3 separate regions of the Homo sapiens genome follow, and regions 2 and 3 are each linked to region 1. The links are chromatin contacts, found by Hi-C or POLR2A ChIA-PET in ENCODE. All regions are on one chromosome and are shown on one strand. The core of a region is the stretch at or near the end of the contact, and the rest is flanking DNA. Distances in the headings are between cores, read along the strand shown.

Region 1 (4,760 bases), core at 1,599-4,098:
CACTGGCTTCCCTGTTCTTATTCTTGTTCTCCTCAGTCCATGAAACAGGCAGAGGGATCTTTAAACTATACAATTCTTCAACAAGTCCCTACTATACTTGGGGGGAAAAAAACCCCAGATACTTTACTAAAAGGCTCTTCATGAAAATGGCTCTAGCCCACCTTCCTAACTTCACTTCAGATTACCCTCTGCCTTCCTCCGATTTCCCCAAGTCACCAGGGTCTTGCCTATTTTAGGTCCTTGACAAATTCTATTCTGCCCAGAATGCTCTTCCCTCAGTTCTGTCAAATCTTTCAGGAATCAGTTTAAATATAACCTCTCCTGACCATCCTATCTCAAGTCGATTTCCCCTATTATTGTCTTGGCACTGTTTGATTCCTTCATAGTAATTGCAATAATGAAAACAAAATTTATTTATTTGTTTTAAACTAACGTCTCTGTTTGAAGCAGGCAGCTACGAGGTATGTTTTAGCCAACACTGTATATCCTGCACTTACTAGGGCACCAAGTAGTTAATGTTTCAGTTGAATGCAAAACTCACTGCACTTATTTTGTGATTTAAAACAATCCCCCTCAAGAAATTGAGCTCTTTTCAAGTTAGGATTGTGTTTTCATTTTTAATTTTTGAACTGTTAGAACCAACCACAGTATCAGCCTCACAGTAGCATGTAATCCATATTTATTAAACTGTACTAAATCCAACTAACACAATGAGGCAAATAACTAGATAGGAGGAGGGGGAGACACTAAAGAAGTGGGAGGTCCCAAGACAAAGGGTGGTAGCACACCATTCATCAAGAAAGGCAATACAGCAGCAACAGTAAGCAACTTTGGGAAAAGGATAGTAAAAGTTCAATATTTGACAAGGTGAGCAATCTGTAGGATATAAAAGTAGATTTCCAGTAGACATTTGGAAATAAGGACCTAGAGTGGAGAGAAAAGTCCAAATATGTGGATAATTTTAAAACTCTCTAAGATCAGAAGACATTTTGAAAATATCATGAAAAAAACCTCTAAGAAAAAAGCATGCACATAGTTTCTTTCATAGACCTTTTGAAACCCATCCATGGTTTCCTCAAGGTTATTTATTTCTGATATAGGCGTAAAATGAAATCCTGAAGACAGATAACATCAATGAATTGACAGAGAAGAACAAAGACCTGGAAGCCACTCTTCACATCTGTACTTGTATACAGATCTTATTTCCTTCCACTTGTAATTTCTCAGTTCCTGTTTTATTAGCTGTAAAATGGGAATGGCAATTATCTTCTTTAGAGGTTGTTGCGAAGGTTAAGTGGGAACATTGTAAACTGTGTGACACAGCATCTGGAACATAGGAGGCCTAGCTCTTGGAAGTTCAAGGTTTTACTGGCACTCACCATGAATAAGACAACATTTATTCTACAGTAGTTATTTATGTTCCATTCTTATCTCAACTAGAATGTAAAGCAGGAAACTGATCTTCATTTTTTTGTATCCTTCCAGACCCAAGGCCAGTGCTTTCCATATAGCAAGTGCTCCATAAATCTCTGTTGAATGAGGAAACTAAGCACAACTCCCAGTCATATCCAGTTTCCTTCTGCTGGTGAGTCACACCAATTGTGAGTACAGTGTAATAAACCTTACAGGGAAGAGGAAGGGATTTGAAGTGGATGAACATTTAAAAAGTTGCCATCCTGTCCAGTTCATCAAAATGACTTTGTAAAAGTACTGCAGTGTTCAATAAGAACACGTTTCATGTTGAGTTTCTGTTTTTCATTTGACTTCAGATAAAGTATTTTAGTGATACTCATATAGGTCTCATCTGACAAAACAAGTAAACGCAAAGGAAAAAGAATGTCATATCTCAACAAAGCCATTCGTTACGAATAAATATGAAGGTTTATGTGGTTCTGCACCATCCGAGAAGAGCATAATTTAGCTACTGAATATTTTCGACGTTTACCTGTACATTAATTCTCAGCTACGTGTATTCACTCCCCCAACCCCAATTTAAATATGTGGGCGTCTGCTTACTAGGGGAATTCCAGGTTGTGCTTTCAGCTGTTGAGCTTCCTCAAGCCCCCTTATGCAAAAGAGCTTCACATTTTTGGTCCACTGCTTGGGATCCTTCACCTGGTACAGCCTTCGCTCTAGGCTGAGTGAGCAGCCTAGGCAGCCTGACTTAAGGATGAATCTGAGCCGCCAGTCCCTAACGAAGCATCTCCAAGAACCCAGTTGGGGGGAAAGCATGAGGAGATGGGTGAGGAGTGGGCAAGAATCAAAACACCACTTGGCAACAAAGCCCAAGCTCTGCGTTTAGCGATGTAAAACCTGGATTGACAGATCACTGGAGGATCACTGCCACCAAGGTCCCTCGGATGCAGGGCTCGCCACAGTCCTCCTGTGCTAGGACTTTCCGCTCCTCCGACCTGGAGGATCCTCCTTGTCCTCGGACTCCAGGCTTCCGCTTTCGTCTCCCGCTGGGCTGCAGCCCGCCCCCGCCCGCCCTGGGCACAGCTGCGTTACTCACGTCCTTCTTCACTTCAGTGAGGTCCTCCTCGGTGAGGGACGGTGCGGTGGGCTCCATGGTGGAGGCGGGAGATGGCGCTTCTTCCGGGTCCGGGAGCTCGGGCTGCGCCGCCCCGCCCTGGCTGGGGGCTTCGGCCTCCGGGTAATGGGGAAGAAGGAGAGGAGGCGGAGCGGGTCGGGAGAAAGACGGCCGCCCCTTCGGGAACAGAGGGACTCGGGGGTCAAACCGTAGCGCTTCCGGCCCCGCCTCTGAGGTCGACGGCGACGCGAATCTACGCGACGCGACGCGGAGCTCGGAGCAGCGTTCCTTCCCTCTCGTAGAGGCTCAGGCGCAGGCACCGCCCCACGGCGAGGCGCGTCGCTTAGCAGAGCCCGCCCTGTCTCTGCGGCAGCCTATCGACGCCAGCCCGCGGGCCGATCCTGTTCCCGCCCCCGACCGGAGCCTTTCGGGTGGCTCCGCCCACAGCGGGCGTTTCCTCAAGCCACGCCTGCGCAGGTCGTCGGTAAGTGGCCCGGGTTAGCTTCCTCATAAGGCATCGTTTCCGTGGGTGGGGTCCGTCAGTGCCCAGGCAGCTGGCACTCTCAGCCTTTGCTGCCTGCTCACTTCGGGGGAGTCCGGTCTGGGCTTGTCAGTACCTTGGGTTCCTCCCCTTTTCCCAGACCCTGCCCTACAATTTCCTGTTGTTACGTTTGCCAGTTACTGTTTTGGTCACACACAAACGCACTCATACACACATACACATGCATACACACAAACAGCCTAACTACAATACTAAACAAATTTTTGAAAGAAAAAAAGAAACCACCTACAATCCCACCACTTTAACACCTCATTTAACGTTTGCATACTTTTTGGTCACTGTTCATTATAAACATAGCTTTTCCTCATTAGTTAATCTGTGTAATGGAGATAGATATGCTTACCTTTTAGGGCTGCCGGGATCATATGTAAAGTTCTTAAAGGTAGTTGGGCACACAGTATGCACTCAACTGATTATTTATTTATTTATTGAGACAGGATCTCACTCTGTCGCCCAGGCTGGAGTGCAGTGGTGCGATTCTCGGCTCACTGCAGCTTCCACCTCCAGGGCTCAGGCGATCCTTCCACCTCAGCCACCAAGCAGCTGGGAGTCCAGCTAGTTTTTTTGTATTTTTTATAGAGATGGAGTTTCGCCATGTTGCCCAGGCTGGTCTCAAACTCCTGGGCTCAAGCCATCCACCCGCCTCGGCTTCCCAAAGTGCAGGGACTACAGGCATGAGCCACCCAGCTCATCCTACTCAAACATTTATTGAGTCCTTACTAATATGTTCTAGGCAACTTATACTATGAGTCCTCCATTTTATAGGGGGAGACTGATGAAGAGACGACTATCCCCAGACCGTATTTTAACTACTATGGCGCTGTGTAAGAAGCAACCTGAGAAGTGTGGATGAAAAGCTACAGGTAGAGCCCTGGGCCCAAGACGGTGGCTTGGACAACATGCTAAATAAACTATAAACTAGATGGTATTTGAAGCTACGAGAGTAGATAAAAATGACAGGAGGACCAAGGAGAAACTTGGGAACGCCAATGTTTAAGAAACGGGAAAGCAAAAAAAAAAAAAAACACACACAAAAAAACAATGTAACCAGAGCCACAAAAACCAGAATCACAGCAAGGGATTCTGATGTTTACATTATGTCCTGTTTCCATGTTGACACATTACACAAGGACAGTTTTTTTCTAATTGCTTAATTTTTCATCATCTTCCATCCGATTTACTGAACCATCCTTAACTTTAGGATGAATCCTTTCATTTAACAAATGTGTTTTGAATGTCCACTATGTGCCAGACACTGTTCTAGGTGCTAGGAAAACAGCTGTGAACAAAACCAATAAAAATCTCTTTCCTCATGGAATTTATATTCTAGTTTATTTGTGTTTGGGGCAGACGAGGTAGGCACTTGAAAAATTTTATCTAAGTTTATTTATTTATTTATTTGGAGACAGAATCTCGCTCTGTCACGCAGGCTGGAGTGCAGTGGCACGATCTCTGCTCACTGCAACCTCCTCCTCCCAGGTTCAAGTGATTCTCCTGCCTCAGCCTCCCCAGTAGCTGGGATTACAGGCGCATGCCACCACACCCGGCTATATCTAAGTTATTTTAAAAAAATAATTAATTAATTTATTTTTTTGAGACGGAGTCTCACTCTGTTTCCCAGGCTGGAGTGCAATGGCACCATCTCAGCTTACTGCAACTTCTGCCTCC
Region 2 (4,760 bases), core at 1,155-3,654, 3.6 Mb after region 1:
TGATCCAGGGAGACTTAGATGGCTGGGAGCTAGGAAAGGAGGAAGACTACTTTTCATGGTTTTAGTCTATTGCAATTTTGCTTTTGGACCATTTGTATGTGTTACCTATCAAAATAAAAGTATGCTAAATTAGTAAACTTAATCAAATTACCCACAATACAGAAGAGGAACCATACAAATGGGGTGGTGAAGGTGGTAACAGAGAGAAACAATAGGGAGGAATAGAGAAACCACCACCACTGACATTAAAACGATTCGAGACTACTCAAGTACCAGATAATCCCAAACCCCATTTTATAGCTATCATTTATTGGGCATGGACTGTATTACTTGTGTTATACATTTATTATTGTCAATCTCCACAACAATCCTGCAAGAAAGGCACTATTTCACATTTAAAAAATTATGCTCAGAGAATGATTTGCCTGAAGTCATGGAACTAATAAGTGGCGGAGCTTACATTTGAACTCAGAACATTTGTACTCCTCTGTGAGGACACCAGCCAGTTTCATGGCCTAGTGACAATACACCTTCCTGAGGGAAAAACATGCAAAAGGTAGAAATATTATATTTAGGCTGGGCGCAGTGGCTCATGCCTGTTACCACAGCACTTTGGTAGGCCAAAGCCGGAGGACTGCTTGGACCCAGGAGTTCAGGACCAGCCTGGGCAATGTAACTAGGCCTTGTCTCCACAAAAATAAAAATTAATAAAATTTAAAAATAAAAAAATTAGCCAGGCACGTGGTGTGTACCTATGGTCCCAGCTACTCAGAAGGCTGAGGTGGGAGGATCACTTGAACTGGGGAGGTCATGGCTGCAGTGAGCCATGATCGTGCCACCTACACTTCAGCCCAGGCCTGTTCCATAAAATAAAAAATACTGCATTTAACTTTCTTTGTTGTCACTGATAGAAAAACTTGAGCAATAACTGCTATGATACATAAATTGCACATATCTAGAAAAAAATTTCAGACTTAAAAAGCCATGATAGAATTAAAAAAAAAAAAAGCCATGGTAGAATTTTAAGTCGTATTTGAGTGATCTGGGGAGCCCAAGTTTTCCATTTACCTACAAGGAGGCCTTACCCGACAGAACAACACCCAGATAGAATGACTGAGCATCCAATCCAAGAATCAGAATCAGTAAACAAGAGTGTCACTGGCTTTATGAGTTCTGTTCAAACAGTATATTAGCTAAAGCTGCCTCCCACCCCAAATTCCTTTTCTAATCATAAAATGTAAGTCTTGGCAGTTACCAGAAAAGGCTATTTTGTAAAAATGGCTTTCACTGTGAAATTAACCAATTCCACAGATGATAGCAGGGTCAGAAAAATAGTGCCAGAGTTCCAGAAGCTGTAGAATTAATTTGATACTTTCAACACAGGATTAGTTAACCAAAGGCCAGGTGTGGATAACAGGAAACAGGTTGTCTTAGACTCTACACTCTAACACGACTCTTGGAAAAGTCAACATTGGCATGACTCAGTTTACACTTATGCAAAAATACTAATATCTACCTCACAGTGGTAATGAGAGACATAATTAGGGTCTGCAAGCATTTTTCAGGTCACAAGATTAAAGGCTGTTTCTGAGGGTACTGCATGCATTTCCTGTAGATATGAGTACACTGCATTCTTAAATATATACTAAAAAGCGACCTCCCAGCACATATAACTAATTTTCTTTGGCAAGATTTTCTTCAGAAGTACACAGGCAACGATATTTGTAAACAAATCCTTTAGCAGGGAACTAATCAACTCTTCCGATGGCTCTAGCTTCCACTTCCGAGGCCCGCTGTGATGGTAACCAACCAGGTTCCATCTGGCTTACCAATGCTGACGTTCCCAACTTCCTAGCTGTCAGATCGATAGGAACCTGAAACTAACTGTTTCCCGTTCCTTTGAAAAGGAGAAATTACGGACCCTCGGGTTGTTTGGGCCGTAGATGAAAAAAACAAGCGGGGGGGGGGGCGCGGGGGAGGAGAGGAGGGAGGGTGGGAAGAAGAGAAAATAAAGGGAGATTGAAATATTGGGAAAAGATACGAGGGCAAGGACTGGGGACACAGTAGCCCACCAGGACCCACATAGGGTGATATCTACATAAGACTCCAGGGCAATAACGTCAACAGCTCGGTAACCCCTGCGACACCCTGACAGTCCTGCCGTCTGGAAGTGCCTTTGTCCCGGCCCGTCGGCCAGTCCCGCCGCTTCTCTCCCATACCCCTAGGCGCTCAGCCCTACGAGGCTGCCCGGAGGCCGCCTAAAAGCCGGCGGCGCTCGCGCCCGCCCCTCAGCTCGCCGGGCTCGGCGGGACATACTAACCGGCTGGTAGACGCCATCTTCACGGCGACTGCGGTGCCCGCAACAAGACACAACAGACACACCGAAAGCAGGAAGCGAATGTGGCGAAGAGACGCGCAGAGATGAGTTTTTATAGACGACTCACCCACGCAGTCGTAGCAGAGCAGGGCTACGGGTCGGGAGAAGGGCCAAGAACAGTGAGATCCCATACGTCACGTGCTTTGCGATTTCTTACGTTCTTACTCCGTTTCTGTAATTTGCTATGTTGCTAAGCGAGTCAACGTAACTACCTAGGAAAAGTCTCATGGGAACCCTGCAAAGGGGCTACAACAGAGCTACTCTCAATCTGACAGTTAAAACACAAAGAAAACCCTGGCTTCGTAGTGGTGCCAAAGCCTGCATCCCTAATAGTTTAACCACCCCTTCCTCTCCCACCTTCTCACGGCTACCTTCTCACGGCCACCACCTACCCCGCCCCCAGCCCCCCACCCCGCGTCAGGCACTCCCATTTGAGCCAGTTCTTACGTGCCCCAAGGGTGATTCTTTCTAAGAAATTTGAAATAAAAGGAGAAACTCACTTAGGTCATCCAGAACAGGTGTCTGTTCAGGATCTGTCATCAGCTAGCATGTTGTCTTCTTAGGCACGTCCTTTATACAGGTCATGTAAGTTTATATAGGTTATGGTATCTTGCCTTGCATACCCTTTTAGAATTGGCAGAAGATGAAACAAAACTACGTGAAACCAATGTGTACACAAGAGGCACGACGATATGGGCCATGCTCTGATCATTTTTTTTTCACGGCCTTTGTAACGTTGGCTGATAGCTACATATAGAAAACTTGCGAGAACATCTAGATATTGCAAAATATCCCTAGATTTATTAATTAGCCAAACTAACGTCAAAATTGTAATACCACTATTACTAACAACAATAACAGTTACCGGTGGAGAGTATTCACGTTCTTGGCGTTTTGAACAAAGAACTGGACACAACGCACAAACTAAGGAAAGAATGAAGGAATAAAGGCAGAGATTTATTGAAAACGAAAAGGTAATACCAGCTCAAGACTCCTTTTGCAGAATTTTCGGGGGTTTAAATACCCTCTAGAGGTTTCCCATTGGTTACATGGTGTACACCCTATGTAAATGAAGTAGTGGCTCCACAATCAGTCTGATTGGTTGTGGAAAGCAACCAATCAGAGGCTAAAGTGAAGTTACAAAGTTACACTCCTATGCAAGCGTCTGATTGGTTGCAGAAAGCAACGAATCAGAGATACTTTCAATTTCACATCTGCCACACGGCTAAAGTGTGTGTGTGTGTGTGTGTGTGTGTGTGTGTGGTTGTGTAGTGGGGAGGGGGTTGCAAAGGGAGTAACGTCTGGTTCTTTTGTTACTTAGGTGTGGAAAGTTGGGGTTTTCCTTTTTTTTTTTTTTTTTTGAGACGGAGTCTTGCTCTGTCGCCCAGGCTGGAGTGCAGTGGCGCGATCTGGGCTCACTGCAAGCTCCGCCTGCCAGGTTCACGCCATTCTCCTGCCTCAGCCTCCCGAGTAGCTGGGACTACAGGAGCCTGCCACCACGCCCGGCTAATTTTGTTTTTGTATTTTTAGTAGAGACGGGGTTTCACCCTGTTAGCCAGGATGGTCTTGATCTCCTGACCTCGTCATCCGCCCGCCTTGGCCTCCCAAAGTGCTGGGATTACAGGCGTGAGCCACCGCGCCCGGCCGGGGTTTTCCATTTGATTTAGTTCTAGGAAATCAGTGTGAATCTGCCTTAGGTTCCCTGCCTTCAGACAGTATTCTCCTGCGGCAACACTTTGCTGACAACTATTCTTGAAAATACGGGGATTGGTATTTTCATGGTGGTTTTCATGGGGCTGAGAACTTAGAAGATAATGACTGCTTCCTTCATCTGGGGATGGGATTTAAATGTAATGGAGCACTCACTGTTTTCTTGAGAAGGTGGGAGATACTAGCTTCCTTAGAAAGAAAAAGGGGTGCGAGAGGCAGGATTTTAGGAACTCAAATCTAGGTGGGAACCGGGGAGCATGATTTCTTTTTTCTTTCCCAATCCCAATCTTCTATTTTGTAATTCTGTAATTTTAAAAACTTGACTGTACTCTTGTGGGGGTTTTTTCCTCCCTCAATATTTTTGTCAAGTGCAACCAGGAAAGGGCTTGGGGGTGCTGCACCTCAGTCCAGTAGAGGTTTCATAGTAAAGCATCTTAACTTGGAGGAAGAGGAGGAATAAGACAACTGTGCATCTCTTAAGGATCCAGAACATGGACCTGCACCTAGTGGATTCATGGTAGGCATTCAATAATGTTTGTTGAAGGAAGAAATTGAAACCCTAGAAAAGGGAGGCAGCACTACTGGTTAAATTAACTCCTGCCCCACCTGGAGAGTCTCTTGTCTGTCATAAACTTGTAAGAATTTCTTTTGTATTAAAATAGAAGGCACCTTA
Region 3 (4,760 bases), core at 896-3,395, 3.4 Mb after region 1:
TACAAAAGTTAGCCAGGAGTGTTGGCATGCGCCTGTGGTCCCAGCTACTCAGGAGGCTGGGGCAGGAGAATCACTTGAACCTGGGAGGCGGAGGTTGCAGTGAGCTGAGATGGCACCACTGCACTCCAGCCTGGTGACACAGCGAGACTCTGTCTCAAAAATAAATAAATAAATAAATCTGTGTGCATTCAATGCCCCTGAATTGTACACTTATGGTTATAATAAATTTGATTATGCATTTTACCATAATAAAACATTATACACACACACACACAAATGCATGCAGTGCTCCCCTAACACTGTATCTATTACTTAAAATGGCATTATTGTTGTTCGGACATAAGTTGGCTTCCCCAAAGAATTCTCCAGTCACCCCAAGGATAAGTACCTTTTTTTTTTTTTTTTTGAGGCAGTGTCTCACTCTTACTGCAACCTCTACCTCCTGGGTTCAAGCAATTCCCCTGCCTCAGCCTCCCGAGTAGCTGGGATTACAGGCGCACACCACCACGCCCAGCTAGTTTTTGTATTCTTAGTAGAGACAGTTTCACCAAGTTGGCCAGGCTGGTCTCGAACTCCCGACCTCAGATGATCGGCCAGCCTTGGCCTTCCAAAGTGCTGGGATTAAAGGCGTGAACCACTGCGCCTGGCCGGATAAGAACTCCTAATCCTTTCTGTAACTCCAAAGCCTAGGAAACCATCTGGCTTTTAGTTACCAGTAAAGGTAATCATATCCCGGCCTTTCCAAGTGTTCTTTCATGTATTTAATTATCATCTTCAACCAAGGCAATATACTAGACACATAAATAGTTGTAAGACTTGTGAAGTACACACCAGAAAAATTCTTTATCACACATATGATAAGTTAGAGTTCAGAAACTGTGGCCACAGAACTCCAGATCTTCAATACATGTTTGCTGAATTGATGTATGAGACTTGAGAAGGCAAAAGGATAGACGTTAAGTCCTGGCATCAGGCCAACAGAGTTACATGGAGCGTGTGAGAAGTACATAATGTTACACTTCCTAAGAAATATGTCAACGAATGCCCTTTCTAAGTAGCAACGTACCTAAATAACCCTTACCACTCTCTCCAGGTAGTTTTAACAAAGGTATTGTACCGCAGCTTCAAAAAATCAAAAGTTACGCGTTTACCTATCCATTCACTGCTCAGACAAAACAAAAACAAAAGCTACCTGTAGGAGACTTCGAAATTCCTTAATACCATAGTGTCATTAAAAACAAACACCTAGATTTACTTTACTTAGCTATATTTTACTAAGTAGTCAGGTTAGCTTTAATGCTTACCACGCCAAGGAAAGGTGGCTTTTTTCCTTTCCCGAGGGTAATCCCGTCCCACCTCCCCCTCCCTTAAATAAAGTTAAAACAACCCAAAAAAACCCAGCTAATTCTCAGCTCTGTACAGTTCTCCAGTACAAGCAACAGTAGTTCAACCTCAAGAAAAAGACATCTTAAAGGCCGTACATTAAAAGTTGCCAGGGATCCAGCCGCTTACATTTCATGAAAAGTACAGACCATACCCGTTTAGCTAGCTGTGCACCTTAACTGGTCGAGAAGGCGCGCTGGGGGCTGGGTTTGAGGGTGAGCAAAAGGCAAGATTATTAGTTTGGGTTGACGTGGGGGTCAAGGGGAGAGCAGAGGAATAATCTGTAAGATCTGAGTCCCGAAGCTCTTTGGGTTATGGAGGTTAGAAAAGGGCCTGTTAAAGTTAGGCCCAAGTTTCGGCAAGGTGGAACTGGGAAAAAAAAAAAAGAAAGAAAAAAAAAACGAAACCCGAAAAAACAACAGCGAGCAGGCTCCCGAGTTCTAGCGTTCACAGTGAAGCCGTTAAACGCAGCAGGAAAGTAGGCGTGTGTTTTCTTCCTCTTCCCGCCTCCCCAGAGACTCGAGCCCAGTCCTTTCCCCTCATTTTCACCCCAGCCGAGTCCAATGGCTGCCCTCGCCGCGGAGTCGGGTCGGAAGACGCCCCGCCCCCTCGCCGCGTTCGCCCTAGGGAACCCCTCCGCCCCACCTTCCCTGCCCGATGAGGGGCAGTGGCTGCCGCCGTCACGTGTGCTGGCAGCCGCCAAGTGAGGCCGCTTTTGCGACGCGGTGACAGCCAAATGGTGCGACAGGAGGAGCTGCAGCCGCGGCCGCAGCGCCCGCACGGAGAGGCTTGAGGCGGCTCCTGGCGTCGCCCAGAGGGAGCGACTAGACGAACAGTCCGGTGAGGGCGGCGAGAGGAAGCCCGCTACGAGTGCCCTAGCTCCCCGCCGCTCTCGATGAACCGGACGGAATAAGCCGCGCCTCCAGCAGGGGCTGCGCCTCCATGAATCCCTAGTTGTTTTTTTTTTTTTCTTTCTCTCCCCTCTCCTCACCCCCACCCCGAGCCCCGTCCCGCCTTCTCCCTTCGCCAGAGGCGGCCGCGTCCAGGTGCGGAGTCCATACCGGAGCGCAATGGCGTCCAACCCCGAACGGGGGGAGATTCTGCTCACGGAACTGCAGGTAAGGGCCGCGGCCCTGGTGAGAGGCGCTGGCGGAGGAGACAGGGAGAGAGCCCCGCGCGGCGTCGGGGACCGAGGAAAGCCCTGCGGCCGCCGCGCCCCTAGCCCGCTAAGTGCGGAAACTCCGGGATGTCACTCGGGAAATGCTTCCCTCGGGGAACCGCTTCCCTGGGGAGCCGGACCCTCTCCCCCGCCAAAGCCCTGGCCTGCCACCGCTTTGGTTTGATTCTGCCTACCAGAGGGGACCCCATCTCTGCAGCCCTGCTGCAGCGGGAGCCTGCTCTCGCCTGGTCCCCGGAGAGGCCGGCCCGTCGCCCCCTCCCTCGGTGTCAGAGCTACCCGCGAACGCCCCTGTTGCCCCCTCCCTTCGCGCGGCCGGGCCCCGCCCCGCCTTTCCTCCGTACACCGCTCCTTAAACTCCTTTGAATGACTCCCAAGCTGTTTTCTTGTCCCTCCCCCTCCCCTCAGACTCCGCACAAAGAGCGCCCCCATAACTTCCAGCCCCTAGACAAGTTTTTTTAAAAAACGAGTCTCACCAAATGTTTGCTTCACTTCAGCAGCCCTCTTCAGGTGACAGAGTTTCTTTCCTCTATTTTGAGGGTTATCTTTTTCTTTTCTTTTCCTTTCTTTTTTTTTTTTTAACCGAGTGATAAATACAGGGTGCCTTTCTCTGCTACCCCTGCCCAGATCCGGGAGCTCAGATGCTGATGCTTTTCAGACTTTCATTTTCCCTCTCATTTGAGCACCAGAGAAAGAGCTAATAAGTTGTTTACTAATGAGAAAGCAGTCGACTAAGGGAAAACATTGGGCACCACATGTCTGCAAAAGATGAGAGCAAAGTAGATCGCTTAGTTAAGTCATGTCGAGTAGCAATGTTATTTCCCATTTCCAGATAAATATTTGATAATGTAGGCACGATTTTCTTTAGATCTCTATGGTGTACATGGGGACTTAAGCTACCCTGTCGGGTTTTTCATTACTTGGGAGTGTTCCAGAGATGTTTGTTTTTTGACTTAAAAGTTATTTTGCTTTATTTTAATATAGTTATCTTTTAGCTACTCAAAGATTGTAGATGGGAATTAGGAGAAAAAAATAGCATGCCTGCATTTCTTTTTGTGTGTTGGACAGTTAATTTTTTTTAAAAAAAAGACTAAATCAAGAAATTCTGAAGAGTTGATGTCAAAATTAAGTATTGCAACTGCATCTAAATTTCTTGTTTAAATATACTTTTTAAGAAATCTCTTTATAAGTTTGGTTTCTTGTGCAGTCAGACGTAAGCTTGAAAACTTTGGTATAATGGTTGATATTTCCTCCACAAAAATAGAGACTTTAACAATGTATATCAATGCAGTGTTGCACATTTAGAATCCTTTGGTAATGCAAAGCTGAATTTCATATAATTGAAAATGTTGCTATGTAGTATTTTAATTACAGTTAGCCTTTTATAAGCAGATCTTACAGCATACCACATTTGCTAAATGAATGGAATTTACTATTTTATTAATAGTAAATAATTTACATGAGCTTTTAAAATGAAGATGATGTGAGGCAAGTCAGAAATACTTTACATTGCCTGGTCTTGAACCATGAAAAACATACTTTGGTTTTGATTGAGAAAGATGATAGGGTCACTTTTCTTTTGAATTGAGCAGTGTTAGAGTTACAATATATTTGGCATTGGTACTTGTATGTTATAGAAAGTTGGCATAAAAGACACCTACTTTGGCACTGGAACTGAAAATATATTTTCATGTGTATTAATAACATTTAGGATCTTTTAATTAATAAGATCAATTTTGATAATAACAAGGAAGCAAGCAAAGAAGGAAGAAATTTTAAATATGATGACCTAGAAATACGACCAAAATAGAGGAATACCTAAAGTTAAGCTTCTAGATAAACTGAAATATAACCCCTTCCAGAAAAAGAATAGTTTTTATTAAGTGTTACCTTATAGGTTGTCATATATCCAAGTCATTTTCTTGGTTTATTTGACTCCCAGTTTTGATAAAAGTTATTGCATTTAAACTTTATCGTGTTTATTAAAATGTTTGCGACTATTACTTATATCAACACTTAAAGATAAATAGTCATAAAGTTTGCTTCTCCAAATATTTCCATCTATTCAGACTTTTTATTTCATTGGGTCCTGAAACTTAGTGTACAGCAACCAAGTATTTATTAAACTTTTGTTTCAAGATTCACTTTTTTAAAAAGCTTCTAAATTGTTTGAATTTAGACTGAAATACTGTTTAATATG

The links. A loop is a pair of places that touch in the nucleus more often than their neighbours do. ChIA-PET counts read pairs that join two places held with the same protein, here RNA polymerase II (POLR2A). Pooled maps may share reads with other maps.
Region 2: a loop to region 1 is called in a map of naive thymus-derived CD4-positive, alpha-beta T cell, with 21 times the contacts of the local background. The contact joins the promoter of GTF2B here to the promoter of BCL10 in region 1. A Hi-C loop is called at or near these places in 1 of 168 maps with a recorded cell type or tissue (naive thymus-derived CD4-positive, alpha-beta T cell) and 9 of 50 pooled maps. POLR2A ChIA-PET finds 5 or more read pairs at or near these places in 1 of 52 experiments (activated B cell).
Region 3: a map of B cell shows a loop between it and region 1 (22-fold over the local background). The contact joins the promoter of PKN2 here to the promoter of BCL10 in region 1. A Hi-C loop is called at or near these places in 4 of 168 maps with a recorded cell type or tissue (B cell, CD4-positive, alpha-beta memory T cell, CD8-positive, alpha-beta T cell and 1 more), 4 of 37 single-sample maps with no recorded cell type and 11 of 50 pooled maps. POLR2A ChIA-PET finds 5 or more read pairs at or near these places in 3 of 52 experiments (GM12878, activated CD4-positive, alpha-beta T cell and activated naive CD4-positive, alpha-beta T cell).

The regions. Positions count from the first base shown.
Region 1 is chr1:85,273,784-85,278,543 of GRCh38, forward strand. It overlaps BCL10 (BCL10 immune signaling adaptor), which reads right to left and starts at 2,849. Exons shown (of 3, transcript NM_003921.5): 1 at 2,513-2,849. The coding sequence starts at 2,569. It overlaps BCL10-AS1 (BCL10 antisense RNA 1), which reads left to right and starts at 2,575. Exons shown (of 2, transcript NR_045484.1): 1 at 2,575-3,014; 2 at 3,858-4,305. RefSeq lists enhancers at 2,042-3,241, 2,447-3,149.
Region 2 is chr1:88,889,163-88,893,922 of GRCh38, forward strand. It overlaps GTF2B (general transcription factor IIB), which reads right to left and starts at 2,405. Exons shown (of 7, transcript NM_001514.6): 1 at 2,321-2,405. The coding sequence starts at 2,337. RefSeq lists an enhancer at 2,581-2,690.
Region 3 is chr1:88,682,128-88,686,887 of GRCh38, forward strand. PKN2 (protein kinase N2) reads left to right here and starts at 2,146. Exons shown (of 22, transcript NM_006256.4): 1 at 2,146-2,501. The coding sequence starts at 2,454. It overlaps PKN2-AS1 (PKN2 antisense RNA 1), which reads right to left and starts at 3,077. Exons shown (of 4, transcript NR_110682.1): 1 at 3,037-3,077. RefSeq lists enhancers at 1,981-2,310, 2,341-2,420.